3 separate regions of the Homo sapiens genome follow, and regions 2 and 3 are each linked to region 1. A link is a loop called in an ENCODE intact Hi-C map of the cell type or tissue named here. Cell type or tissue: natural killer cell. All regions are shown on one strand. Links, peaks and the distances in the headings refer to the core of each region. The heading gives the core; the rest is flanking DNA.

Region 1 (10,204 bases), core at 782-8,781:
GCTGAACGGAAGAAGGATGGTTACATTAACTAAGATACGGAAGGGAAGATGAGGAACTTTTTTGAAGTGGGATGAGAGAGAAGCAGAAAGATATTAGGGATTGGAAAAGAGGAACTATGTTGCTCACACTTTTTGCCAATCAAATCAATAACAATGAAATGTAGTTCACTTCCAATATCAAGAGTTTGCAAATGTCTAGAGAAACTGCAAGAGGGGAAAAACGAAGAAAATATTTTAGGTTGAATTACATGTAAAAGGCAATCTCTTCTTGTTTAAAGATATTTGAACTGCTAAAAGCCCAGAGAGGAAGTAATTGTTACACCTTCCCTCCACACTGTGTGGCTAGGTCATTTCTCTGAGCTGAGTTCCATCAGCCAACTCTCTCTTTTTCATTCTTGTTCTTCGCACACTTAATACCTTGAAAAACAATCCTTTTAATATCCTCTAAAACCCATTTTGGATACCTACACTGTGTAAAATGAGTGTAAAAAGCCTCTTAACACAATTGTTTTCAAATGACACTGTCAATGTATTTTTCCTCATTTTTGTAATCATTATTACTGACTGTTGCTTATAATAACCCCACACAAGCTTAGAACAGAAATCTGTTTTCTTACGGATTTTTACAAGACTTTAACCTTCATAGTATGCCACTGCTACTCTTTTTATTTTTTATGGTTTTGTCAGATTCTGGAGAAACATCACAGCATTAATTTTTTAAAAATAAAACAGCCCGGAGTCATTTACATGAACTTTGCAAAAATATGCATATGATAGGAGTATAGATTATCTGTTGGGGGTAAGGAGACAAGGAGAGAAGCAAACACTACTTAGTGTAATGCACCTTTTATCATCAGATCTCAAAGTGCTCCACAAATATTAATATATCACATTACTTCCCTGGGAAACAAGTCAATATGATTAAACGCATTTCACAGATGAGAAAACTGAAAGCACAGATTGGCAAAGTGATCTGCCTAAAGCCATATCAAAGGTCACAGTGGAGTGGGGCCAGAACTTAGTGTCCTGATACTGGTAATTCATATCACTAGTCATTAGTTACTTGGCTCTTACTTTTGTTTCTAAAGGGGGGAAAAAGCTTCTAGTCCATCAACCCAGCATTGAGTGTTTGTTGCAAGGTGTGGTTTTTTTCCTTGCTCTTCCCACAGCCCCAACTCTCTATCATTTTCTGCTAACCAGACTCTTTAGCCCCAATCACTTGCTGCCTCTTCCCCTCAAAATGGAGTGGAATAAATGTAGTTTCACTTGAGAGAAAGTAAAATAATTATTATGGCTGTGTGAGTGTGAGTGTGTGTCTGTGTGTGCGTTTATGAGAGAGGGAAAGAGAGTATGTGTGTATTCATTCAATATCTAAAAGGATAGTTGACATTTCTAAATTTTTCAGGTAAGAAGGCCAATTTTAGAATTATTGTTATTTGGGCTAAATATCATTACGAAGACAGAAATGCTGTTCTAAATTTTATTAAAGGCAAAGGACAAACCCCAAATGAATTTTGAAGTTCTTGTGCTTAGAGAAAGGCTAGCAGGCCTCCAGATGAGAGACTAGAGGTTAATTTTGCTTTAGCCTTGCCCTGACTAAACCTGTCCCAAAATGCAGCTTGGTGAAAGTAAAAGCAGCTTAGCTTGGGCTTCCCTTCTCACAACGTCCTCTGCAGCCTGCCCCTGTCATCTCCTCCCAACACTGTGCCATGCCTCTGGGGAACTAATATATGTTTAGGTCACTTGGAAATTATGGTAAAACTGTTCTTAATGAGTTTTGAGATTCAGGCTGGAAGAGACAGCACGCAGAGGGGTAGAGGAAAGTTTGCATCTGCAAAGATGGCCAATGAGGACTAGAATAACAGTAGACAACTTCCACTGAAAATAATCTATAAGAGATTTTCATCATTCTTTGTAGACTGTGTTTTTCCCCCTTATAATTTTGTTTAATCCCTACCTGAGTTTTCACCTATTATCACCAACATTTCAAGGAATGTCCCGAATCTATCTTGATTTTTCACCTTCTGGTGAAAACACACGTTCATGGTCAAGAAGGTCTCTCTTCTGAAGTCACTGAAGGACCAGGCCCAAAACTGTCTGCTCTACTGATGTCTTTCCAAGATGTTGAGCAAGTGTAACCATGCTAGACCAGCTGTCCATTCCATTTTCAGGTGCAGTTTGGCACAATGACCACAGTGATATACACACTGAGCCTCAGATTCAGTCCAAATCTTATTGTCTGCCCTGCATTGTTAATAATTACAGCTATCATTACAGCTGATTATAACAATAACTCTGAATCTTGCTAATGATGATTATGAAAATACAAAGAATTCTAAACTAAAATAACAACATAATTTCAGGTTTTAATCCTCACAGGCTGGAAATTAAATGTGGGCCCAGAAGTCAGAGGCATAGTCTACATAATGGTCCCCAAAACATTATTTCTTTCTCATGCTGGAAATTAAGTGGCAAACAGATTCAAGATTGCTATTGTGACTGGAATTTGGTGATATGAAAGGTTTTTTTTATTTTATTAGAAGCAATTTTCAGAGGATTCAATTCATTGAAAGGCTACAAAAAGTGCTACAGTTTCTTATTATGGCATGGAAAATAGTAAGTGTACTAAAATCATCGAAGAGTGTCAAGCATAAGGTACACTTTAACAATAGATGTTTCTTTGCATACATTTAAAAAGTGTTCTATACTTTTATGTGGTCTTCTTTAAAATAAACAAATAAATTTAATATAGTAAATAACATTGAGGTCTGAAAAATAATTCCAGTTATTTTTCACTTCCCAACATATGATAATATACAAATAACAAATTAAACAATGTCAGATGGCATTGAAAAGGTCAAGATAGATACATTTAAACAATGTTAAATTGCTTTTAAGAGCATATTACACTCCTTAGTTTCACCTATTTTCCCTCTTTGTTTCCCTTCTTTTCTTTTAACAGAGGTGTTAGACTAAATGAAAAAAATAAAATCTGAGAAAAGAGGGATACATTAGCTAAATAAAGAGCATGGATAAAGGACAAAATATAGAAATAACTTGTGTACCTAAAAATAATTTTGCAATATAATTTTTTTCCTCCTCAAAAAATCTATTTTCCAAAGTGTCTCCTTATGCTACCTTACTGTCATTTCTCTCCGTCTCTATTTGTAAGTTGCATATAGGTCTCTCTTTCCTTTAAATTTTTAACATTCACCCCCACACAGACAAGAGTCAGTCAAGAAACAGGCGAAAATGTAGATTTCAGTCTCCCCCTTGCCAAGAGTTTCTGATTTAGTAAGCTTGGGATTAGGCACAGAAATATGCATTTCTTAATGAGCACATCTGGAGACCTATGAGGCAGGTGGTCCAGGAACTCCAACTTTAAGAAACACAGTGCCCTAAAATCAAAACAAAGACATTTATGATCTTCAACAGGCCACCAGTCAATAGAGACAAACTTCAGTAAAGAGTAGAGAATAAACCAATTCGCAACTCAAAATATGTCACATACGACATATTTTGATTATGCTTTCCGATTAAATGCTTCATTGAAACTGTTACATAACAAAACAAAACAAAACAAAGCACACCAACACTCTGTTAATGGAGGGGATACAGGGTTTACAGCATCAGGGTTAAAAAGTGATAGACATGATTATGTAATGAGGTGGGTGGGCTTGGGGATATCAATTTTTTAAAAATATTTTTCAAAGTCTGAGAACTATAAATTCTAAAAGATTTTTCACCAATTATTCATCAAGTCCTATGCTATGGAATTATTTCAGCAAGTAATAATAATCATGTAATTTCATCATGTAATAAATACATCTGAGAAGAGCAATTTAATGCCAAAACCACTATTCTTCAGTCCATTTAAGGCCTTCCTCTTAAAAACAAGAAACGGCTTTCTCCTATGAAGATAAGCATGGTTCAAAGGGTTCACATTTAGCCTCAATTTAAAACTCACAACGGCAAAATGTAGTACCCAAGGAAGGAAAGGAAATTTACATCTCTAAGAGCTAGTGTTTAACGTCTTCTTGAAATTATTTGACTGATGCACACTCATATTATTCTATAAAGACTCTTTAATGAGGCATTTCCCAAGAAATTTTGATGATAATCTGTGGTGGACTGATTGGTAGTATTTACGTACTTCTGAGGGACCACAAAGTTACATTTGTGTGAATGAGTTACTTCCTATTAAATGACTCTTCTTTCACATGTTTAATAATACTTAGACTTCGCTTTTTTCCTTCTGCTCTCCCAGAGAAGTTTCTGTCTCTCCCGTCATTTGTTGTTGTGGTGGTGAAGTTATTTTTCTTGACAAGTTCCACCCACTCACGTTTAACCTGAAGGTCTTTTCCACTGTAGACACGCTGTGAACGCGCAAAGAGGAAGCTTGTTATCGCAAGATCAGCAACTCAAATTTCAGCGTGATCAGAAGTGACATCACTATGTGGTTTCATTAATGATATTAGAAGAGAACAAACTATTTTCAGTCATTTTCTTAGTGTTGAAAAACTATATGCATCTTCTTCACTTCATTGTGTATCTGTTCCCCTCCCTGAAGTGCATCAGGGGTTTCTTCTCAGGATCACTTTTTCTTCTTTATTCCCAGTCTACCATGAAAATGTTTATCTCCTCGTGTTTTGCCCATGTAGAACAGAGCAAAAACAAAACAAAACAAAGCACATTAACACTACTGACCTGATAACTTTCTTTTCCCAGAATAAGATCTGAAAAGAATTCAAGAAAACCACAGATACTAGAACTGCTGAAGTCTACTTCCTGTGAATCTGTGTGGTTTGCTCATCAAGTCATGCCCCTTTTTCTATTCTTATTCTTTATTCTGTAGTCACAGTATTTCTGCAGTTACCTGTGGACTTCACTGAGCACAAAGCCATGATTATTACCCATGGGAACCTTGGCCCGGTTCTAGTCCTACGGCAACAAAGACCTGTACATTGGTCTGCCTTTTCACCCAGGCTTCTGTTTGGGCTAACTGTGTAATAGAATTGGTTGGTTTGAAACAGATATGCCCAGGAAAAATAATTTGCCTTTGCTTCTTTGGTGAACTCTCTCTGCATTACTTTTCCATGATGGAATTGTGTGCACATATGTGTGTTTTGGTGAGCTGGGGACAACGGGGTGAAAGCTGATATGTGGAGAAAATAGAGATTCTATACACTGAGAGTAGAGGGATTTGGAATGCCGAGAAAGGAGTCTGAATACTAGGCTGTCTTCTCTCTGCTGGGATTGTTTAGGATGTCATGATAGATCAAATGCAGCAAGAAATTAATGTTATCAAATCCTACAACCATAGACAAGTCATTTAAGCCTCTCTAAGCTTCAGTTTCCTTAAGTCTAAAATAGAGTTTTTTTTAAACCTCATCACTATTGGCTTTCTGGGATGGATTATTTCTTGCTGTAGGGGACTATCCTATGGTCTGTAGAATATTTAGTAGCATCCTTGGCCTCTACTCACTAGAAGCCAGTAGCACCTACCACCGGTTGTGATAGTTTCCATTGTTCTGTAAGGAAGAAGCTGAGGGCACCGTCACCCTCAACTGAGAACCACTGATTTAAAATTAAGCAGTTAAAATTTGTGATAGAATTTATGACAGATAAAGTTTCTGTTCTAAAATTCCATAGACATAACATTCTGTGACTAGATTTACAGGCAATTTGTTGATACAAGAGACCTCTTTTTTTCAACTCTTAACTCATGCCAGTAAGGAAAAGGAGATAGAAAGTGAAATTTTTCTCACTTGCTATTAAAAACATTATTAAAAAGTTAACAGCAAAAGAAGTTTCATCATTAGGATGATGAAATTGAGATTTCATCAATTAAGATTTAGCCCCAAATATTTGTTGACAGCCTATCTCGTGAAATAATGGCAGTAGGTAGAATTTGTTGAACACTTACTATGCTAAATGCTTTGAGTGACGTATCTCACTTAATGGATGAAGGTTAAAAGTGGCATAATTATTAGCTTCAACTTACAGAGAAGGAAAACTAAGGTTTAAGGACAATGGACATTTACAATTTAGGATTACGCTGCTAGTAAATGGAAAAATAAAAACTCAGAGTCAGATATATCTTCCACAAAATAGTGTTTTGATAAGTACTTTACACTGCTTTTTAGGATGTTGTGCCAGATATTGTTTTCAGCTTTTAATATCAACAGATTTATTCCTTGTCTCATGGTGCCTATGAGGTAAGTACAATTATAATCCTCGTTTTTTAATATGTGGGCAGAAAGGGCTTATGGACAGAAAGAAATTAGTCTACTTCCCCTAGGTCACATACTAGTAGGTGGCAAAACTGAGATTTCAACTCAATCCATGATCTCAGCCACTACTCTCTGTTGCTTTTCAACATAAAAATCTTCGGTATCAGTCCTTGGCACCCTCTGAGTCAATGCAAATGAGTATTCTTTTGGGGTTGCTCAATATGTGGTGAGAATTTTTAAATGGCAAAGGGTGTCATCGGTCTTTTTTCTGTAAAGGAGTTGATGCTATGGAATAAGAATAACACTGAAATTATAGCTGTTATAGTAAAAGAGATTCTGTCTGTATTTCTACATTAAAAAAAAAAAAAGATTTGACCTGCATTTCTCCCACTCAGTCAAAGGTGTTCTGTGGAACACCCTCACTGGCAGTGCTATCTAAGGTCTGGCCATAGCCATCCAGGTACTTCCTCATCATAACTTACCACTCACTCTGTCCTAGGCACTGTGCCACTTGTGGGAATGCAGCCACAACTAATCTTGATTCCTGAAAAGCTCAAACATTAGTAGTAAGAGAAACGCACAATAAGACATTTATAAAGGGCTGGAAGAATCACAAATAAGAGAGCAAATAACTCTAACTTTGAGAAAGCCTGGCCAGGACAAATTTCTAAAGGAAGGAGACACTTGTGAGATTGTAACAGATCATCAACTATCCCAGTTGAAGAAACAAGTATGAGGTGTGAAAAGAGGTTGCAATGTCAGAAAGACATTGTTCAGTTATGGCTGGAGAAAATGTACTGCAGAGGGTGAAAGGTAGCTAGAAAAATAGATTACAGTAAGAAAGAGAAAAGTTTTGGGCTTTATTCTAAGAAGACTGGGCCTTTTTCTAGGCAACACAGGTTTACCAGAGAGTTTTAAGCAAGAGAGTAGCAGAACCAGACTAGTATTTTAGAAAGAAAGACTGCTCCTTGCTCACCTATGTGGAAGGTAAATGAAGTTGACATGTACAAAAACATGACTTTATCATTGGGTAGCCCCATTTTTTTCATGGAGTTTATAGTTGGTCAGATAAACATGATGGCCTAAGATAGAGCAAAGTACCAGTTTGGCCCCAATTTTTCTGCCACTGTTCTACCTTAGGGCTAATTAAACTGCCCTTCAGGAATCTTCCTGGGACAAATTTCCTTAAGCAATAGGGTCTAGAAAATGCAGTTACAGCTTAACCTTCTTGTTCCTCAAAAGAAGTCTCCTGCGTATAAATGGAAAAGCAAACATCATATATTCTCACTCATAAGTGGGAGCTAAGCTATGAGGATACAAAGGCATAAGAATGACACAATGAACTTTGGGGACTTAGGAGGAAAGGGTAAGAAGGGGGTGAGGGATAAAAGACTACAAATCGGGTTCAGTGTATACTGTTCGGGAGATGGGTGCACCAAAATCTCACAAATCACCACTAAAGAACTTACTCATGTAACCAAATACCACCTGTTCCCCAAAAACCTATGGAAATAAAAAGTTTTTAAAAATCAACAAATAAATAAAAGAAAGAAAAAAGAAGTCTCCTGAGTTTAGTGCTCTAAAAAGTCTTGGTGTTGGCGAAGGTAAAAGAAAGCAGTGCCAACAGCATTAATATTACACCATGAAGCAGCTTTGTAGCCAGAGTTCTCAAAGCATTAATTAGCATGCAGTTTTAAAATCCTTCTTCCTATGTGGCGAAAACACAGAAACCTGGAGATAATGATTGAACTTGCCATAGTCTCACAGTTATGTGAACAGAATCTGGAAGTGAGCCCCTCTCTTTCTCTTGTGCTGCCCATTAGGCTGAAGAAGAGTTCAAATCGGTGGAGTTGGACTTCTGACTAGAGAAGTTGAATTTTTCAAGAGAAATATCCTACACGCATAGGTCTTTATAGTCTCACCATTAATTCACTAACAATATTGAAACATTTTTCCATCATAGATGGCTCAAGAGACAAAAAGAAACCAGAAAATTCACATAAATTAATGAAGTCAGTCCAAAAAAGCCATCCCAAGAGGAGAAGGAGCTCTACGGTTTCCTCATCCGAGTATCTTCTCACCTTGCAGTAACCACCAAAGCAGAAAGGAGAGGCTAGGTGGATGCACACTTGGTTTCTTACACTCACCAGGGTCATATCAGCAGTCAAGGAAGAATATGTTCAGTCCTCAAGAAATTCCAGTGTATGCAGAATTAATACAAGTTCTTTCATTGATAACTCAAGTAGATCTTCCCACTGTCAACTGCAAGGAACTCTCCCAAACTCTTAAACTCAAACTCATGGTGGAGCTAGTATGCTGCTCCATCCATAACGATGGTTTAATTGATGTATGGCCTTTTGTCTGTACAACTTCTTTCACCTGAGGAGAGGCCCTGTAGCTATGTCAATGGGAATGGGTCCTGGCAGTTCAGTCACAACTGTATCCTCTACTTTATTGGACTATTTTGTGGTTCTAGGAATGTATACAGTCTGCATTTCCTTCCTCACATCTTGTCTGTTTCTCCTGAGTCCTCCAGAAACCCTCTGAATTCTCTGACTTAACATGTTCAGTGTCTACTAGGTATACTAATACTGTATTATGAATCATTTTCTAATCAACAAAACACAATGCACTATACCAGGAAAGAGGAACTTAAATGAGAAGACCCAGTCTCACTCTCAGCTGCCATTTCATTGAGATCAATGGGTAGAATTTCTTCACATGTCCAAGATTCCTAGAGTATTGGTTCACTGAAGCCATTCTCTCAAGTTTCCATGGCCTTTAGCCATGCAAGGAGTCCTGTCTCCCACCCCTGTTCTTTGCCTGGGAATAATGGGGTAGAGAATAAGAAAACCATGGGAAAAGTTTTATTTTCTGCTGGGATAGCAACATTTTGTTGCTATAGAACTGCATTTCCATTCTGTGTTTTAGGATGCTCATATCAATATGACATTTGGTTAAACTATGGTTATCATTTCAAGTGGAACCCCCAAGAGGTAAGTGAAATCCACTGAAATTTAAACAGAGCTCTATCAGTAAACAGATGAGTGATTTTTGAACAAAGTACTCATGTCCGTTTTTGGGCTTGGATTTTCTCAGTTATGAAATAAGGGGGTTCAACCGTGAAATGAGCCATAGGGCAAAAAGTCATGATTACTTCCATCTCTAATGCTCTACTGTTTTTAACATTTGGGGGATCATTGAGTTCCTTTGAGAATCTAATGAAAGCTAAGGAACAAATGATAATGTTTCCAAATTTGAGACAAAATTTAGGCATTCACAGACATTTTCTTCTGCCCTGATTCTAACCCCCCTCCCTAATCCTGAAACCCCTCCCCTGTTATTCTATAAGAAGGGGAAATTTTTCAAAGTGCCAAGGATGAGCACACAATAGGTACCCCAAAATGCTCCTTGAGTGAGCAAATGAATTGCATCTATCACATCATGTACATATTCTGTCTTCACAAATGCAATCATGTCACCATAAATAATTTATAAATATCCACTTGCATTTATTGTTAAGTTATATGCGAAGTATATAGCATTATTAATTCTAAGGACTGATTCATGCTCTACAGAAAGTAGATCAAGGATGCACAGAAGTGAGAATGATCTGGAATGTCAATCACTTCACTGATCACCCGGCTTTCTTCAGCTATTCAGGCTGGCATGTACTCACTCATGAAATTCTCTATTAATTCAAAGAGTATGCTCTCTCCCGAAGGAGTAGAGCCCTTCTTACTCATGGATATCTGAGCAGATTCCCTCAAGAACCCCAATTGAAGCCACTACTTCGGTAGTTTCCCAGAAGGCATTATGACGATACCTAACTCATTCAAATTAATTAGCTCTTTTTAAGACATTAGGCCATTTTCCTAGTTATCTTTCTATTTTCTTATCATTTTTATTACCTTGAACACCATATAACCTTAATAGAATCCAGTATCATTTGAGGGGAAATAAAGGGTAAA
Region 2 (10,204 bases), core at 926-8,925, 180 kb after region 1:
GCATGTCAAGAGTATGGCTTTGGCTTTCATTGAGGACAATTAAGACCAAGTTCATGTGGAAAAAATTGTTAAAAATATTGTCCATAGTGTTGGTCAATATTCCTTTAAAAAGGGTAAAAACAAACTGTCCTATCTGATTAACTGGCATACATTCATCTTTTTTCCATAGAAAAAAACTGTAATTTTATTTTTGCTTTCACAGTCAGGAAATCCAGAGCTAAAACTTAAGTAAATAAATATCACGAAGTTTCCTACAAAATTAAATACAAACTTTTCATTGGCAAAATGAAAGATGCCTGTCATTTTGCCCCAATCATTCTGCCCCGATCTAACATTCTAATTACATCTCCTGTTATGGCCGTAAGCTAACTGTGTCCTAGACAATTTTAAGTCTCATCGTTTTGGTGATCTCAACTGTCTTCAATATCCTCCTTATATGCACAGTGCCCTCTTCTAAACACCTTATTTGAGTCTTACCTGCTAGCCTATTTCCTTTAGTTGCTTTTTTACGTCCAACTTGGTGACTCAGTTATAGGTCCCTAGAGGTCCTCTCTCATGTCAGTATCTTATAGGAAGATAGGGTCTCATATCTTAGATTTATATAGTGATCTGTATGGAGTTCATTGTGTATTCCTGAGAGAAATACAGTGAGGTAAGAAGAGCCTATTACTACCCTTTTATAACCCTTAAGGACTTGAATTTTTTTTTTATCATAATAACCTCTAATGAAGCCCTAGTCACTTAAGTTAGCAAGTCATTCACCCATACAATAGAAACATAAACTGCTAAACAAGTCCCACTTTCATTGTTAGGACTACAGTTTAGTATAAGATCTCAGCTAGAATTTACTGAGTGCTTAGCAAAAAACAAACATTGACTCAGTACTCATTGTATGTATCTAACCTCTCTCTGAAAGAAGAGGACATTTCTGAAAAGCCCCTTTTCGGTTTACTAAAAGTTTAGGAAGTTCTTACTGTAACCCTGTACCAGAAAACCTTCCTCAGTAGCACTACTTCTACTAGAATAAGTATGTTTTGCAGAAACATCTTTGAAGAGTGCTTGTGTTCTATGTAGAGCCATTATTTTTCAATATGGAAGCTCAAAAAACTAACTAGCTTGTGCCCCTCTGTATCCCCTAAAATCATTTCCTCTCAAGTTTCCAGAATCACTTGAAGAGGAGTATTCACTTTGTGAACCTTTCTTCCTTTATAACAATTTGACCTGTATGCCTCAGTCAAGAGTAGAGTTGTAAAATGTGGCTAAACAAGGCACTTGAGGAAACAAATTCAGGGTCAGTGTTCAAGTCAGCCTGGCAAAGAAAATAATTCACTGAATGAAGTCACCAGGTAATGAGTAGGTTAGAGGCAATTGAATTTCATCTCTGGAGGTCTTAAACTCTTGGGAGGGCTAGGGAAGGAAAACAGACTTGTTGATCCAACAGGCTCTTTAAATCTCTCATGCCTCAAGAGTGAAAATGTCCAAAACTGGCCATTGAGATAAGATGAGGCAGCTTTAAAACAGGCAGTGACAGTTTCCCCTAATCTAATTTTCCATCAAAAACCTGAAACAAAGAAAATGCAGAAACCATCATCCAGATCCTAAAGACCGGGAAGTAGCTAATGGAGCCATATATTCATCATATTGATTGGCCCATTGATTTTTTCCCCCTTCTTAAGCGCCTGTTTCTTGGTCCTGTGCCAGAGAAGCTTTAAAGAGCTTAAACAAAACTTATACCAAATCTTGCCAATGGCTGCCAGGGAACCTGCAAACTAACTTTCTCTGTTGTCACAAGTATAGTTGCACAGTTGAATCCTGCCAGAAGAAAATGCCGAGTTTTGTATGCAAAAACCTGCTAATCCTATCTAATTAAGAACCCAAATTGAGAAGGGAAGAAAAAAAAAGCCTAAGTAGTGAGCCTGTAATAGTTGAGTCAAGAAGGCATGAAGAAAAAGACATTTGCTCAGGTACCCCAGCTAATAAAGATTGAGGGAATGTGATCTCAGAATCAGAAATATGAATGGAGCATATTCATTTTCCCTGGACCAATCACAGAATTTTAGGTCCTATCAATTCCTTAATCCATTGGTTTCCAGATTCAACAGAGTTTAAGAATTATCTGAGGCACTGTTTAAAATGCAGATTCCTGGATCTACCTTCAGAGAGGAGCCTAATTCAACAGGGAGCAGGACTTTGGAACCTCTCCTCTGACAAGCAGATTCATAGGAAAAGGGGGTCTTTGGATCAAACTTGGAGAAACACTACAAGTGGGTTTACAGAAAAGTTTTATCTGGGGACCACTGCAGATTAACTGGAAAGGTATACAATGGAAGTTGTTAGATATTTGGATGATTGATAATTATCCCTTGATTCTTTGTTGTCCATTTATTCTTCTACACAAGTAATCTAGAAAGCCTCTTGCCAATTTTGGAATAAAAGAGATACACAAAAACTGGTGTTAGTTAAAAAACCTTTCATTGCAAGTAGCAGAAACTGACTAAATGCAAGAAAATTAACAAAATTTTTTTATGAGGCTACAGTGATGATATCCCATAGAGTTCTGCAGCCTTACAAAGACACAGAGAAGGGGAATTAGAAACTCATCACAACACTCCACCTCTCTCATCACTGCACTCCTCATGATCTCTCTTGTTATCTCTCTCTCTCTCTGTCTCTCTCTCTTCAGAACTTCTCTCCCTGCTTCTCAGTTTACAAGGCAGGAAATGGCTGTCCCAACTACCACCCCCCAACCAGCTAACACATACAAGTTCCACACACTGAGACTAAACTCCAATTCTGTCTTGGGTTGGTTGCTACCTATGATACAATCAATATGGATACATATAGGTCATCTAGAAGTCAGGGCCCATAGGAAGGATAGAAGGTAATTCTGTGTGGGGACAGTTATGAATTTAAAGTTTCAATCATATGCTTTCTAAGGTCTCCTTCTATCTCAAATCTTCTCTTCCTGATCAGAGATGTCTCACAACAAATCACGTAAAATGTAGCCTTATAGCAAGGAACTATAATGGTCCATATCTTGTTCTTTCTTAGAAGGAGAATAAAATAGTTGGACAGGATCTGGTCTCAGCACAGGGTCAGCCCAAGTCATGATTATCAAATGGATGAAAAGTATCTGATTCTCCTTAACTTCTTTCCAAGCCCTTACATCCCAGCTGGATCTATGTGCTTACCCCCATTCTTTTCAAAGAGTAGGGTTTCTATTATTAGTCATTTGTAGCCAGTATGTATGGGCTAAGTTGATCTGTCCCTGTTCCATGGGAAAAGATGACCACATTAAGCCTAAAGACACCCATTTGAATGACAGAACATTAATTTCATCTACCCTAAAGGGATCTCCCTTTCCTGAGGCATTGGATATGTGAGTTATTTCTTGTGCTAGGACTTTGGTAACTCACATTTGAACAGTAAAGCAAATAAAAATGGACAAAGTATGATCAGGAGTCCTGATCTCAAAGGCAGACATATTCTCAGATATACTTTTTGGTACTTTATGACCTATATGCCACTATCAGGAGATTTTTCTGTTTTTAAATATTTAAAAGGGGTGAAAAAGTTCATTTCTGCTTTAGCGACAGGCAAACCCCATGGTACCCTTCCACAGTCTGAACAGAATTTTCTTTCTGAAAAGATTCGTCTTCCAAAGGTTGAAGGTGGAAGTATAAGGGGTTGAGGGTGGGGGTGAGCTTGATCACAACCTAGTAAACCTTGACCTTCCTTACAAATTCTGTCATCTATTGCTCAAGGAGCTTCTCATCTGCCCAGGTGTTCTCTACGAGCAGCCAGTTTTGGCAGGGGAGAGGGGTGTGTGATGTGGGGTGTGTGTGTGTGTGTGTGTGTGTGTCTGTGTGATGTTTTTTGATTAAGCTACAAACTTCTCTGCTGGAAATTGTATAAGCTCTTCCTGGATTTGTTTTGTGCACTTGAAGAAATAATTACCAACGAGCATCTGGTCTCTTGAAGCTAAAGGTGGTTACAAAGACTCCCATTGGAAATCTGAGGTCAGTTTCAAATGAGTCTCCTTTTGAGTCCAGTAAGTACAACTTTAAGCTTTCAGCCGAGGTGTGGCTCTTTGTTCTTTAAGACAGGGATGAGTTAGTGCTAGTGAAAGTCAATCGGGCAGATAAGCTAGTGCCAGTGAAATCCAATAGGACAGGAAACAGCAATTTGTTCCCGCACCTTTTCTACCCTCTGGGAATTCACACTGAGAAGGGAGGTCACTCTACACTGAGCCACCTTGTGGCATGTGTGGAGAACAACAGCCAGAGGCAAAAGCCATTTTATTCTTGGCTGACAAAAAACAGTATTTTAAGGACACTCTCGAAGGGTGTGGTGGTGATTCTGTGAGACACCTCAAGAGAATAAGCAATTGTACAGCACAACTTGCTTCTGCTACTCCGTTTGTCTTCTATAACTGAACTCTTCAGAGAGATATTATTGTAGTGATTAAGAGAGAAAGCTTTGGAGAGCAACAGAAATGAGTCAAATCCTGACTAGTCAAATCCTGACTCTCCTTCTATCATATAAATGTAGCCTTATACTGGATACATAACCTTAAAGAAATTATTCAGCCTCTTGAGTCTCTGAAAAATGAAAATGGTAATGGTACCCAACTCCTAGGTTTGTTGTGAGAACTAAATGAGATAATGTATAAGAAGAAATTGGCATAATGTCTGGCACGAAGAATGGACTCAAAAAAATTTTTAAGTAGGTAACAAGTAAACATTGTTGTCAAACTTTGGGGATTTCTTACAATTTATTCTTTGAAGTTAGAGTCATGCTTTTTTGTATGGTTAAGGAGCTGATGGTATATTGTCTTTCAAGAAAAGGGACAGAATCCTTTTTAAAATGCTATTAAGTTAGTGTACTAGTTGTATGATTGTTAACTTAGTCGAGTAGAAGCTATTTCTAGCTTCTCACCATTTATGAAGATGATGCCCTCCTTGTGTCAAGGTAGGCTTCGAAAACTTCCCTTTTTCTTTGTCTTCACTCGGCCATTTTTGGCCAAGCTAGGTATAAAGCATTAGGAAATGTTAGCCAGAGAAAACAGATCTGTTGACCAGTTTCAGGCACCTAACGCCATGTCCATTCAGATGAACATTGTTAGTCACTCCAGATCACACAGAATGACTGCATGTAAAGCCCACCTAACCCACAACTACTGAGTCAAATATTCCTTTCCCATTTCCTGTCTTGCTTATTTCTCTTTATTTTAACTGTGAGTGAGTAATTTTAAAGTACTGATCTTCTGGATATATCTGAAAACTTTGACCCTACCACAAACCCTTTGACTCTACAATGGACAATCTGTTGAAGAAAAAAAAATACAATGGACAATCTGTTGAAGAAAAAAAAAGTTAGAGAAAAATATTATCCAAACGCAGTAATTGGCTTCAATACTGAGTGATTCCCCCACCACTCTCTGGGCAGTATCTCAATTACAAAAGTTAAGTAAACAGAATTATGTAGGTGAGGGGGCTGAAATCTCACGTCATTATTGGAAGTCATCAGATACTCAAGGAGATACTTCTCAACATACTTATCCAGTTAACTCACTGAAAAAAGATCTTAGGAAGATAGATTCAGTCATTATAATAGCCAAAGTCTCAGGTAATGGGGTAAGGTTACTTCTTTTCTTATCCACTTAGAATATAATTCAGATGGCATAGAAACCAGAGTCAAGGAATAAAATGAATAACCCAGTGTAGGGACCTCAATATTTCAAGTCTTAATGACAGAACATGTTATTTTGCCCTCTTCCTACAAAATATTCCCTCTTATTTCAATATAATATAGGTACTAGGAGTGAGGGAGAAGGTCAGTTGGTTTTCCATCTCTGTTAAGGTGCTCAGTGTATTTTGTTAATTGTATTTAATCTTGAGAGATACTACATGAATGGGAATTATGCTTAATATCATAGTAGTTTACCATTGTGTAGTACTTCACAGTTGAAAAATCTTTTTTAAGTGGGTTGCTTGGTTTGATCTTCACAACAATAAAATGTGTTTCATAAGTTCTTATTAGAATTTGCACTTGATAAATGAGATTCCAAAAGATTAAGTGACTTGTTCAAGTATACTCTGCTAGTAAATGTTCATACTTGATAAGTTTGTGGTGTTAGGGGCTTAAATGTAATGCCAAGGAAATTTATGGAACTTCCTTTCCTGAAAATCTCTTTAGAAACCAACAGTTCTCTTCTAACCCAAGGATTTAAGTGTTTTTATATGTGGTCCTGACTAAAGGCAAGCAAAGAGACCAGAAGGCCTCATAAGTATTCTGCTAGCCTTGTAATTGGGACCATTTCTTTCTCTCTAAATGGAAGCACAGTGATGATAATAATTAAGCTTTAGGCTTTCATATTTCCTTTTATCTGAGTTCTTCAGCCGGACAGGAAGGACCCACCCGCTCTGCATGATATGGCTCTTTTCAAACTCGTCCATGTTCATTAACCATCTAGACTTCCATTAACCATCTAGACTTTGTTTTTTGGTAATAGCAAACAACTTATGGAAACCTCAGGAATTTGAACCCCAAATGTGTGGTCAAATCTACTTTTTACAGAGGAAGGTATCATAGCTTTACAAAACTTTCTGAATAAATAAAGTTTGTGCTCTTATACATAATAATGAAGTTAAGGAACCATCAAAATAACTAGTCAGCAACATCTGCAAGTTTAGTGGGAAGAGTCTGAAGGCAGAGTGCAGATAGAAATGTGAACACTTCACTCTATCCCTCCTCCTCCCAGCATTCCACCTGCAATAGACTGTATTCATATCTCCCAGAGGAAATATGCTATTACTGATAATATGATCACTGAAACACTGGGAGTGGTTGGATACAGAGCTCTGGCAGTGGGTTAATAAAAGGCCTAATGAAGAACAAAAAATTCTGCCAGTCGCTGTAAAAAAATATTGCCCTCGGGAAATTATAAATCAGACACCATGGTGTGAAGTTAAATATATATACCTACACACACACACACACACACACACACAGCATTGCCTTGCTGATAAATGCTGGAGTGGGCAGACTGGTGACGAAACACATAAGTCACTGGGTGCCCTTGAAGTTTCAGTCCACCTCAGCATGATGCAGTTAAACGCCTCAGCTGTGCAAAGCCAAAACCACATTTGCTCAGCCTTGTCAGATCACACTGCACTGTGTGGTAGAAACAGGATGACTGATCCACAAATTAGTTGTACTTCCCAGAGTCTTACTTGCCTTTTCCCTTTTTATTTTTACCTTTTTTTATTTGTTTACTTGCTCAATTTTACAGCACTAATCTCAATAGACTCTCAAATACTGCTTCTGGATGCAGACCTGTATTTAGGGTTTTCTTAATGTATCCACATTGAACTTGTCTGGTGGGCAGCCTCAACAATTCCATCCACCAACATAGGAAATGTGATGAACAAAGCAGGCCAAAGGCCCTGACTAACAGTAATACCTTACTTTTTAGCTAAATTACCAGTGGTCTAGGAAAGAAAGAGTTGACCTTTCTAAGACTAGAAACAATCACACACCTTGACACATGAACATGGTGGCTGCCTGATGAATACTTAGGAGCCATGGTTCACCTCCTTGGTTTTCCACCTTCACTGAGTCATTGAGTTCCTGCGGCCTTGCTCATTTAAACCGTTGCTTTCTAACACACCGTTTTTTCCCCAGAGGGTACTTCTGCCAGCTTTTCAACTGGTTGATTGTGTACCAACTGTTGACTTTACAAGTGAGATAGGCATGGCCCCAGGGGATTTGGAGGAAAGATGGCCAAGGAGTACAGTGAGGTCAATGTCAAGGAGAACCCCTCCACCCCAACCAATGAAGCCTCCTTCACATGTTATCTGCTGAAGCTGATATCTTTCAATGTAAGCTTGAAAGAAATGAGGAGGGCTGAAATGTTTCGGGGACTCCTCTTCAGTGTTAGGGTGTGGGAATAAACTGGGATATCTAGGGAATTCCTTTCCATTTTCAGGGATCTTAAAAAGGCAATTCCAGAAATGTTGGGAAGGTCCATTAGAAAACCATCAGATTCCTTAAATAAATTGAACCACAAACCTCCAATAGATAGAACAATGAAACATCTCTACTTCTAATAAGCATCTGGACATTTATCTTAAATTCTCTTCCCTGAGATTTACATTTTCCTGGAAATCTATGAAATATTATCATAGTTACCACCACCCTGGTTTCAAAGGGTCCATTATATTTGTATTTCTTTTTTTACTGAGGTGATGAAAGAATATGTAAACCAAACTTTACCAAGGATTCAGGGATGAGAAAAAATTAGAAAAATAGACAATAAAAATAATACACAGTTTGCGAATATGAATCACACATGGCAGCTTTGTAAAGCTGTCTGATGGAGCATTGATTCCCATATGGCAGAGCAAATCCCTGATGGACTTTTCATTGGTGCACACTGCAGCAAAATGGAAAAAAAAGATACGGTGAGATTTTCATACTCAATTATAACATATATTGTAAATTATACTTATTTATTCTAAGATTATATCCTCACTTTTATTATCATAAATACTCCTCTCTTTTAATAGTAGATAATGTTTTCTCTTTTGATATCTTTATTTGGTAAAATACAAAGTTAGTCATTCTGTGTTACTCTTCCACTTTTAAAATTTTACTCATCCCAGAAATCCAAAAGTCTGGGAACCACCACAACAAACTGGTGAAGCGCTTCCTATTTCCATTCTGCCTTAACCTTTCCTCCAGAGGCTACCTTTCCTCTGTCACTATGGAGTCCATGACCTCAAGCATATCCAGAGTTCTTAAAGTACTAGCCCAAAACAACAAAGTTTCCCTTCAAAAGTATAGGAGTTCCCTTTAACTCTAACATCAAACTATCAAGTTGAAACTTTTATTCTGAGGATGGTCCTTTTAATCTAGCTTTGAGAGAAAATTGGTTTCTGGGAGGTGCTGCTAACATGGTATCGATCAAAGTTAGAAAAAAATGGCACAGTGGCTCTCTACTGTTTTGCACTGCTATATTCGTAGGCAAGCCAAAGCCCCCTTTCTCTTCTGTGTACATTTATGTACATTTAATAATAGTATTGTAATTATTTAATAATTATTATTATTACAATAATAGTATTGTAATTATCAGCTGGAGCTTTGCAACGCTGCCAAATATATGGCCCACAGACTTATTTGTAGAATAAATCCCTTGAGGGAATCCAACTATTTAGTCACTTATTTGATGAATATAAACTTATAATTAATTTTATTCAATACCAAATGAACAACCCAAGTTGGTTGATCTAATATTTAATAACTCAATAGGTTATTTGTAAATAGTTCTTGATCACATATATAAATGAAAGTTTATTAAATGACACATTGTTTACCCCTGAGAATTAAAAAAGGAATTTGTGTTTTGAGGGTCATTTTCTGCCCAAAGGAGACCCCTCATGTGTAACAGTGGGACCACAAACCGTTCTTTTTGAGCACTTTGGGAGCCCCACACTGCAGATGAATGAGCCATGCCTGTAGAACAGAATATTGGTGTGCTAAATTCTTTCTGGATGTATTTTCTTTTGTTATTCCTGAGTTTTCAGGTAAGTTTGTTTACATGTTCCCACTGTGCTGAGAGATCTTCAAGAAGAGCCTAAGTCTACATCTGAATTAAGAGTACTGAGAGATAAGTCCACCACATCTGAACTAGAAGTTAGAGAAGAGAAGGAACAGGGGCTTCTGTGTGGCATATGGTTACTGGGAAGTCTCCCAAAGGAAATAAATATGCATCTTGGGAATGGAGAGAAGTTTACAGGCACAACCGCCTCTCTCCCATTTGGAGATTCTTTGCATCAGCCAATTTTAGAGAATTGGGTCTTATTTCATTAAAGATATCACTAGATGCCGTTAGATGGTCAATAAAGATAAGGTCAGAAAATGGATCTTTGAAATTGGTACCATGAAGGTTGTTGATGGTCTTACAAAAGCAGTTTTTGTGAATTGGCAGGCGTAGATGCCATTCTAGAACTTGTTGAAGAGTGAATTCAGTAAAAATGTAAAGGTAGTTTTTGCAAGCCACTCTTGGGAAGCCAGGCTATGAAAAGGTGGGGACCATGGGGTAATAGCAGGAGTTCCAGAGTCAAGGAAGTGTGGAGATGGGAGATAATAAAGCATCTTTGTGTTATGGGAAAGATAATTTAGGAAGATAAAGATTGACGAT
Region 3 (10,204 bases), core at 738-8,737, 61 kb after region 1:
GGGGCCTGAAGGATGGTGGCCCTCTTCTCACAGCTCCACTAGCTGGGGCCTTAGTGGGGACTATGTGTGTGGGCTCCAACCCCACCTTTCCCCTGCATACTACCACAGTAGAAGTTCTCCATGAGGCTCTGCCCCTGCAGCAGACTTTTGCCTGGACATTCAGGCAATTCTATTCATCCTCTGAAATCTAGGCAGAGCACTTCCCAAACCTCAAATCTTGCCTTCTGCACACCTGCAGGCCCAACACCATATGGAAGCTACCAAGGCTTGGTGCTTGCCCCCTCTGAAGTCATGGCCTGAGACATACCTTGGCCTCTTTTAGTCACAGCTGGAGCTGGTGCAGCTGGGATGCAAGGTGCCATGTCCTAAAGCTTCACAGAGCAGCTGAGCCCTGGGCCTGGCCCATGAAACCATTTTTCCCTCCTAGGCCTCTGGGCATGTGGTGGGAGGGGCTACTATGAAGGTCTCTGAAATGCTCTGGAAACAATTTTCTCATTGTCTTGGCTATTAACATTTGGCTCCTCTTCATTTATGCAAATTTCTGCAGCAGGCTTGACTTTCTCCCCAGAAAATGGGTTTTTCTTTTCTACCACATGGCTGAGCTGCAAATTTTCCAAGCTTTTATGCTGTTTCTTTTTAAAATGTAAATTCTAGTTTCAGATAATCTGTTTGTTCACACATATAAGCATATACTTTCAGAAACAGCTAGGTCACATGCTGCTTAGAAATTTCTTCTATCAGATACCCTAAATCATCTCTCTCAAGTTCAAAGTTCCATAGATCTGTAGGGCAGGTGCACAGTGCCACCAATCTCTTTGCTAAAGTGTAGCAAGAGTGACCTTTACTCCAGTTCCCAATAAGTTATTCATCCCCATCAGAGACCACCTCAGCCTGAACTTCATTGTCCATATCACTATCAGCATTTTGGTCAAAACCATTCAACAAGTCTCTAGGAAGTTCCAAACTTTCCCACATCTTTCTGTCTTTTGAGCTGTCCAAACTGTTGCAACCTCCTCCAGTTACCCAGTTTCAAAGTCACTTCCACATTTTCAGGTGTCTCTATAGCAGTGCCCCACTTTCCTGGTACCAATTTTCTGTACTACTCTATTTTCATACTGCTATGAAGAACTACCTGAGACTGGGTAATTCATGAAGAAAAGAGATTTAATTCTCCACAGGCCATATAGGAAGCATGGCTGGGAGGCCTCAGGAAACTAACAATCATGATGGAAAGCAAAGGGGAAGCAGGCACGTTTTACCATGATGGAGAAGGATAGAGAGAAAAGCGTGGGGGAAAGGGCCACATATCTTTAAACCATCACATTTCATGAGACCTCACTATCATAAGAGAACAGCATGGGAGAAATCTGCCCCCACTATCCAGCCATCTCCCACCAGTTCCCTCCCTCAACACTGGGAATTACAATTCAACGTGAGATTTGGGTAGGAACACAGAGCCAGACTATATCTGAAGTGGAGCCTGAAGATGTGGCTGAATTGCTGCAATCTCATGATAAAACTTGAACAGATGAAGAGTCACTTCTTATGGATGAACAAATAAAGTGGTTTCTTGAGATGAAATCTACTCCTGGTGAAGATGTTGTGTACATTGTTGAAATGACAGCAAAGGAGTTAGAATGCTACAAAAACTTAATAGATAAAGCAGCAGGAGGGTTTGAGAAGACTGACTCCAATTTTGAAAGAAGTTGTACTGTGAGTAAAAACCTATCAAACAGCACCACATGCTACAGAGAAGTCTTGCATAAAAGGAAGAGTCAATCGATGTGACACATTTTATTATTGTCTTATTTTAAGGAATTGCAACAGCCAAGCCAAGCTTCAGCTACTACCATCCTCATCATTCAGCAGCCATCAACATTGAGGCAAGACCCTTCACCAGCAAAAAGATTACAACTTGCTGAAGGCTCAGATGTTTGTCAGCAATTTTTAGCTGCTAAGTGTTTTTTAATTAAGATACATACATTGTTTCTGTAGGTATAATGCTATGGTAAACATAATGGATTACAGGATAATTTAAATATAATTTTGTATGCACTGGGAAGCAAAAAATTCATGTGATTTGATTCATTTCAATATTCATTTTATTGTGGTGGTCTTGAACCAAACCCTCTATTTCTCTGAGGTGCATGCCTGTAGTTCCAAACATGGGTTCAAAACTTTAACCAATAGAAATTTGGAGCTGGGAATTTGGTATGTCACAAAGTTATATAGAATTGAGTATTAGCATTATTATATAATTGCTGTTGTTATGCTTTGGACGTCTACACAGTTCTTGGTGATGAATGAAATGTCTAGAAAGGTGTGATATCTGATTACAAAGAACTACCATTCTAAAAAGCCACAGACCAAATAAGAAGGGAAACAGAAGAAAAAAATATTATTTTCACTGTTCATTTTCTCATTTCCTTTTATCCTTTCTTATTATGAAGAACAGAGGTGGTGGGCAAAGAGCGGGTAACTGGCATGTGCACACACAAATCCAAAGTGTCAATGATTCTTCAGCATCTATTGAGATTTGCATCCATCTAAAATGGTACCTCCAAATATGATGAAAACAGATAATATATCCTGTTCAGAAATGCAATTGAACTGAGAAAAATCTCAACAGAGACGTTCATTTGAGAAATTTTGCTACAGCAAAAATTACCAGTAGTCAGAATGATTCCTCTAGGTCATTGTCTAAACAATGCCTAAAAGCTAGTGAGAAAAATACAAAAACAGTACTATTGTTTTTCTCCTTCCAATCTTTGGGCTTCCTTTTTGAAAAAACTCAAAGATTCAGAATTGATTTTTAATTGCAAATTTAATAAAGGAGAAACTTTAAAAAATATATCTAGTGAACTTAGGTAGTATAGAGTTGAATGCCTGGGGATTGTAGGTTCACATGAGGATGTGAGTTTTGGTTTTACTAAGAAACACAGGCACAAATAAAAGAGAGAGAATAAAGCATCATAATATGGAGTAATTTATAGTGTTTGTGAAACATACATTTATCTATAAACTATAATGTCAAATTCCATACCATTAGAGTAAAGAAGAATGGCTAAACATGATGGAAGGTAGAGGGATAACATTTGTTCTTTTTCTAATTTTTAAAAATAAGCCATGAAGAAGAAATATTATATCCCAGGAACAATTAGTGTAGCTGAACAGGCATTGAATTTTGTTCCTAGGTTTATCAAGAATTAGTTGGAAGGACTTTCCCTGAGGCCTTATTTTCTTCAACCTAGAATTTGGGGGAAGGGCGGTGAGGGGGTGGACCAGATGATCTTTAAGATCGCTTACTGTGCCAGAATCAAATGTATTCTAAATCTATCATAAGTTCCATTTTATACACATACGAACACACAAAAGAGATAAAAATGCCAGTTGTTATCTTTTTCCCAAGGCTTTGGTTTTGTTTCAGACCTTATTTTGGAAGGGGAAAAAATCACAGATGAATCACTGCAAATTATGATACCAGTCATGGATCTTATCAAAATTGACGACTCATCCATTTTCAGCAGTTTTGCTAGCCATAGGAAAAATGCAGTTTTTTTCTCTTCCTCCTCCAAAGGCCAAAGGAACATGATTGCATCTTTTCTCTAATCTGTAAAAAAACGGCTATGATCATTTTTTAAATTGTTTTGTACACTTCAGTGTTTAATTCACAGAAAGCAAATTGTTTAAGTTCATTTTGAAGCCAGTCTTTTCAAAAGACTAATGTTAATGTTTTGATTTTCTGGCTTGTAGTCATAATATTTAATATAATGATTATTAATATTTATTCTAATTTGTTATCATTATTCATTTAAAGTTGTTTGATTTTAGTTTATAAGTCCTAATATTATGTAATAGTAAGAGCATGTAATTTGAGTCAAGGGCATATATATTTGTGTATATCTTTTCTACTTATAGAGTTGTGACCTTTTAGGTTTTTTTATTTACTCATTTATTCTTAATTTCCTCACTGGTAAAATGAAGAAACTGATAAAAACATGTCAAATTTACTATCTGAGGATATTGAAAAATCAAGTAAAATAATTATGTGAAACCATTTAAAAATTGCTGAGCATGATGCAACTAATATTTATCCTAATTATTATTCTCCTACTTATTTTTGTACTCTACACAGTAATGGAATTCTACACATATTTCAAGTTGGGATTCACAATTAATTTTATAATTTCTATGTACTTTTGAATTTATGGTTGTCCAGTTCTGCATACATAAATTCTTAAAAAATCAAAACATGTCTGGCTAATCCAGAACCACTATTAACATAAAATGTGAAGAAGTAGTCCAACTGGCTCAGACAGCATGCTGATAGCTCCAGTGTATTCAGCACAACTAAATGTTCACGACTGGTGGTTTGTTCAAATATACAATATGGAAATATCCTCATAGATTAAAATCTTACCCAGCCAGAAGTACTACAACTGTGATGGCAAAATTTAAAGACAGGGCAAATTTTCAAATGTAACCTTTCACTCAATTCTGTCCAAAATGTAATTCATTTCCATTCAGCAAAGTGACTATTTTTGCAGTTTTCCTGGGCTTCCACAATGGAAGGAGTTTTTGATTATTGAGGTCACTATCAGGAAAATAAACTAAGAGTTGTGATTGCCGTACACAGACCTATGGAGATCCTGAGAGTTCATAAAGATGGAAGATACTATAAAGTGTCCATTCTATGTGCAGAAACATGGTGAGAAGGTTTATTTTGGATTTCTCAAAGAAAATCATTATAGCAACCTGGAAATTTAGTGTGGTTCCTTGAATTTAAGCAGTCTGGGGAATTATTGGTTTTGAATTACTGGCAATAGTGAAGAGGGCTAAATACAGTTTCAGAATGAAAATTAGTATTATGTTGTCAGGAAGTGAATGAGCAAAAAGGTGCAAAGGCAAAAAAAAAAAAAAAAGAGAGAGAGAGAAAGAGAGAAGATCACTGGGGCTGATACCAAAAAGTGCAACATAAATTCAGAGATGACAGAGCAGGTGAAGATTTTCAGTGTGGCCACGACAATGTCACCTACAGCTGAGAATCAGAGAAAGAAAGAGAGAGATAAGCAAGGAAGCCGCAGTGCAAATGTGAAGCAAGTTCACTTTACTACGTTACCACTTGAGGTCTAAATGAGATCTGATATTTTCTCTCCCATCCCCTTTAATGCCGTCATTAGAAATAGTTGAAAGCTTTAGAAGCTACAAAATTTCTGGAGAAAACATAGCTGCAGTTCAGTTTTTTAACAAAAAGAATTAACTCCACACTGCCTTGCCTGCAACATTGAAGCTTGGCTCTCAAACAACAAATTGCAACATAACTTTTTTGATTTTGTTTTTTATTAAGCTTATGTCCACCCTCCAGCCAGGGCTCACATTTTTCCTTCTGGCTCAATAGAAGCTTCAGGGAGAAGGCTTTACATTTTTCATTCCTTGAAGTATTTCTCTTTCCTTGCAATTCAGGTATCTCGTCCCACAATTTTATTTTACAAGTTCATATATTGGAAATGTCCCATGATAGAGTGTTGGAATCAAAAGCCTGAACTCAAAATGCTGTGCCATTAATAGAGTGGCATTACACAGGTCATTTAATTGTTTAAGTTCTTTGAACTTCAGATTTTTATCTGCAAATAGGAATAAGCTCATAATTTGAAGAGATATTTTGGGGATTAACTGAGATATAATAATTAAATTTAAGAAAAGATACTAGACTAAATGTTGGCTAGCTTCACCTCTGCCTACTCCTTCTTAAACAATCCTTGGAGAGAACTACATCAAAAAGTGAGTAAAAGAAAATCTTTCTGAATAAAAGCAAGGACTTTAGAGATATATAAACCTGTTTAGAATCCCAGTTCCACACTTACTAGCTCTGTGAACTTTCTTGATTCTTAATCTCTCCGAATCTAAGTCTCCTCTTTTTTAAAAGGAGGATAGTACTTCATGTCCACTAGGATTTCTTTAAGTTGAAATCATGTATTCGATGTATTTGTTTTATTCATGCAAAGAAATATTTTTGGATAGTCCCAGGCACTGTTCTAGGCACATGGGAATACATTAGTGAGCAAAACAAATAGAAATCTCTGCCCCATGGAGGTTGAGTTGTGGTGGGAGAAGACAAATGATACATAATAAATAAAATAAATAATTTGAATGGCACACTAAATGGTTATAAATGCTATAGCAAAAAAGAAAAAGAAAGGGGTTTGAAAGTTTGGCAGGAAGTTTTTTGAGTTGAAAGGAAGGCAGACCATGCTTCAGTGTGCAATGTGATGATCAGGGTGGGGCTCACTGAGACATGAGATTAGTGCAAAATCCTGAGGAGGGTCTGTAAGTCAGTCAAGTGGGAATAGGAGGGGAAGAGCATTACAAGCATCAGGATCAGATAAGTAAAAACTCTAACAGCAAGGAGGCCAGTGTGGCTGGAAATAAGTATTGAAGAAACTAGTAGGGAAAAGGTGAGAAGGGCGATAGGAACCAGATAACATAGGGCCTTAAAGGCCATTGTGAGGACTTTGATTCTGAAGGAAACAGAGACCCTTTTGTAGAGTTTTAAGAAGGCAGTGATGTAATCCAATTGATGCTTTTGGAAAATCCTTTGACTGCTGTATTGAAATTTTTTCAACTGGGAGGACACAGGATAGTAGTGGAACAACTGGTTTAGAGGCAGAATATGGAAGAGGAGTAAAGCAACCAAAAAACGGTAGAATGATGAGAAGTTGTAAAAATGTAGATCTAAGTTAAAAGTAAAGCTCATAAGATTTCCTGATGTATTGAATATTACATGTAAAAGATAGGGGAGAGAATGAAGATCTCTAGATTTTGTGGCTGGGCAACTGGAAGAATGGAATTGCCATTAGCTTGAATGAAGAAGACTATGGGTTGAGCAAGTTTCAGGGCAGCGAGATTAGGAACTAAGTTAGGCAAAACCAGTTTCAGAGGTCTATTAAACACTCAAGAAAAGATGTCCAATGTACAATTGGATCTATGAGACTAGGGCTCAAAAAAGATATCTGAATTGGGTATTTCAACTCTGGAGTCATCAGCATTCAGAAATATCTAAAGCCATGGGACTGGATAAAATCAACAGGCAAGTGAGTAGAGCTAGAGAGAGAAGATGACCACAGATCAGGAGAACAGATAAGTAACCAGTGAAGGAGGAAAGAATTCAAGGGAACACCCCTGGAAGCCAAATCAAGAAAGCATATCTATAAGAAAGGAGGGAGCAGTGACTACAAATGCTGCCAGTAGGTTGTATAGGAAGAAAAGGACTGAGAACTGATTTGGATACATAAAGATCATTGTTAATTTGATAAGAGCAGTTTTGCTGGAATGGTGATGGGGGTGGAGGATGCCTAACTATGCCAAGTTTAAAAAACAATAATAAGAGAAATTTTTGAGAAAATAAGAATAGATGCCTTTATCAAGAAGTTTTGCTGAAAATGAAAAAAAAAGGAATGATAAATTCTGTGAAAAGTAGAGTCAAATGAAGGCTTTTTGAGGTGGATGAAATTAAAGCATGATTCAGTGTTGACATTATATATGTTAAGCCCCTGTAAAAAGGCTTGCCCCATGGCAGCTAGCGTTATCTATATTCCCTATGTACCAGTTCCTTTTTTTTTTTTTTTAGACAGAGTTTCTGTCTGTCACCCAGGCTGTAGTGCAGTGGTGCTATCTCAGCTTACTGCAAGCTCTGCCTCCTGGGTTCACGCCATTCTCCTGCCTCAGCCTCCTGATTAGCTGGGACTACAGGCACCCGCCACCACACCTGGCTACTTTTTTTTTTTTTTTGTATTTTTTAGTAGAGACGGGGTTTCACCGTGTTAGCCAGGATGGTCTTGATCTCCTGACCTCGTAATCTGCCCGCCTCGGCCTCCCAAAAAGCTGGGATTACAGGCATGAGCCACCTCAGCCGGCCTGTACCAGTTCTTAAACTGAATAACCCTGGCTATCAAAAAGTATTTATGTATTGATACTTTCCAACATACAAGTACCTGTGAATATAAGTGACAAGATTGGCCTATGCCTGAAAGGGATGGGAAAACTCAACTGGAAAGAAAAGTCTTTCCCTGATTTGGAAATCTCTACACTACATTCAAGACAATCACACTATTTAAAGGAAAAATACTAAGAAGATTACCATGTTTTTTTGTAACCTCTTTGGAGCTATCACTTTTGCATCAAGAGACACATGATCTTCCTGAAACAACTCATTCTGTTATTTATAAAACAAAACATATTTTCTCAGAGATATAATGTCATAGTGATGCTTATATCCTTAGCTTAAGACTTCTAGCACTCTTCAAATCTATTCAATTCACAGTACAATTGGAACACTATGGAATGAAGAAGAAGGGAAAGACTAGAAGAAAGGTTAGATCAAGAGGAAAAATAATGTGATTAAGTAAGGAGAAGAGTTCCATACAGGTGACAGTAGGTGATTCAGCTAAATGGGAAGGACCAAGTAATTTCCATTACAATTATTGAAGTTTATATAGAATTTGGTGGTGTTTGTTTTGTCCAATCTCAGTTTTTTGATAGTTGCACCTTGATTTTTCCCTTGAAAACTATCTTTCCATTATCGCCAACAGATTTGGTGGAATGTAGATCTAGTTGCCGTGCCCTCTCCTTGACAAGCTGTAAGCAAAAACCCAAGCTGAAATAATGAACTCTTCATCTTAAAGGAAGTGGCAACAGGAAAGAAGAGTTGTCACTGTCTCCTTTCCATGAGAATTCCCTTAAGAGATAGTCTACTGGGTCCAACTTCCCAAATGCAGGGCTCATCTTGAGTCAATATACTCTGCTATGACTGTACTCATTTTTCACATAGGTATCCATTCCATTTGGTCAGTATCTGCACTGTACCTGTTGTTAAGTATTTTGTGTATAACATCTACATTGCCCTGGCCTCTGTCAATTTCAAGGCTCAGTTCTTCAGCTCTTCCTTTATATCTGTGAGTTATCACACATCTTAAAAATGAATTTCCTTCCACTCCTTTTTTCCTTTTGAAGTCAGGTACAGCTACTTGCAACCAAAGAATGCTAGAAATAGAGTGAACTAGTCTGGAAACCTGACTGTTACTGAAGACTTTCAAAATGACCTATTTTTAACATACCCTTTCCTAGGCTGAGACCTGTCCTTGTGTGCAACTTTACTCCTTTCACTACTTTTACACACTGACTTCATAAGATCTCTCACTATTTGATAACACTGGAATTTCTGCTTCTCCTACTCACCAAGTCCTCAATGGCACAAGAACAGATTAATGCTTAAAACTCTGTTCCCTTATTTTCACTTGGAATCAAGTAATTATAAAATAAATAAAACTGAAACAGCTAATGTGAACATAGAAGAATTCTTGAAATCATTTGTGTATTCTAGACCACCATTTTGGGAAAAAGCAAGATCCTATGTCTATTAAAAATTCTTTTAAATATATAAAATGAAAATTAGTTATCTAATTTCATTAGATGCCACTCTCAAAAGCCTTTTGCTCCTGGCTATGAAACCTTCATTTGAAAGCCTTTTCCTTTGAATTCTCTGGCACAGTTTTATGGGATGCTCAATGTAAACAGATGCCTCATATAAATTTCATTTTTATCGGTAGCTAATATACTAATATCCTACATGGATAATTTAAACTCCCAGGTGTCCAGGTTTTAACTAGGCTATAAAGAGAATTTAGCCAAGGACAACAGGACAAACCACCTAAGCTGGAAATGTCATGGCTCTTTCACAAGGCATAAGGATTTTAGCAAACTTTAAAATAATGTCACACAAAGAACAATCTGGATAGGGAAGAGACTCATTAACTGAGGTGAATCAAATTTAGAGATTTTGTTGGAGCCATTTAGAAGCATGAAATCCTTGTATATATTATTTATATACATAGTTCCACATTGGAACTTGGAGTAGTAAAATGTCTCATAATGAGATGGCATCAAAACATCAACTCTCCCTACCAGGCTGACTATTCGGTGATGATAGAAAAGGATCTATGCTATTGGAGATTGTAAAATGCAAAAATATAAAGTAGATCAATAATATTCATCACATATATACTTATGTGTCTGCATGGAGTAAAGTTCCTGTTGAGATGAAATTTAAACCTCTGCAGGCATAGCTACCAGTCAAGCTTTGTATCGAGAAGTTAGCTGGAAGCAGATCTTTGTCTTTTCCCTAAATACAAAAGTGGTCTTTGTTATT

What was found. Peaks named below come from ENCODE experiments on the same cell type or tissue, not always from the same donor. Only the 100,000 strongest peaks of a DNase experiment are listed, where the experiment ranks them.
Region 2: a loop joins it to region 1, with 4 times the contacts of the local background. A loop is called at or near these places in 38 of 110 quality-filtered maps.
Region 3: it touches region 1 in a loop (6-fold over the local background); 9 of 110 quality-filtered maps call a loop at or near these places.

Annotation. Positions count from the first base shown.
Region 1 is chr3:18,735,438-18,745,641 of GRCh38, reverse strand. No RefSeq gene overlaps it. Among named protein-coding and RNA genes, the nearest start is that of SATB1-AS1, 300 kb to the right of the region's middle. In natural killer cell, for the core only: no CTCF peak of the experiment used is centred there; DNase peaks (open chromatin) are centred at 1,641, 4,381, 4,781, 6,401 and 1 weaker place; H3K4me3 peaks cover 946 bases; H3K27ac peaks cover 6,376 bases.
Region 2 is chr3:18,553,624-18,563,827 of GRCh38, reverse strand. No RefSeq gene overlaps it. Among named protein-coding and RNA genes, the nearest start is that of SATB1-AS1, 110 kb to the right of the region's middle. In natural killer cell, for the core only: a CTCF peak has its summit at 4,224 (motif pointing left); DNase peaks (open chromatin) are centred at 4,257 and 7,087.
Region 3 is chr3:18,674,268-18,684,471 of GRCh38, reverse strand. No RefSeq gene overlaps it. Among named protein-coding and RNA genes, the nearest start is that of SATB1-AS1, 230 kb to the right of the region's middle. In natural killer cell, for the core only: no CTCF peak of the experiment used is centred there; a DNase peak (open chromatin) is centred at 5,031; H3K27ac peaks cover 3,104 bases.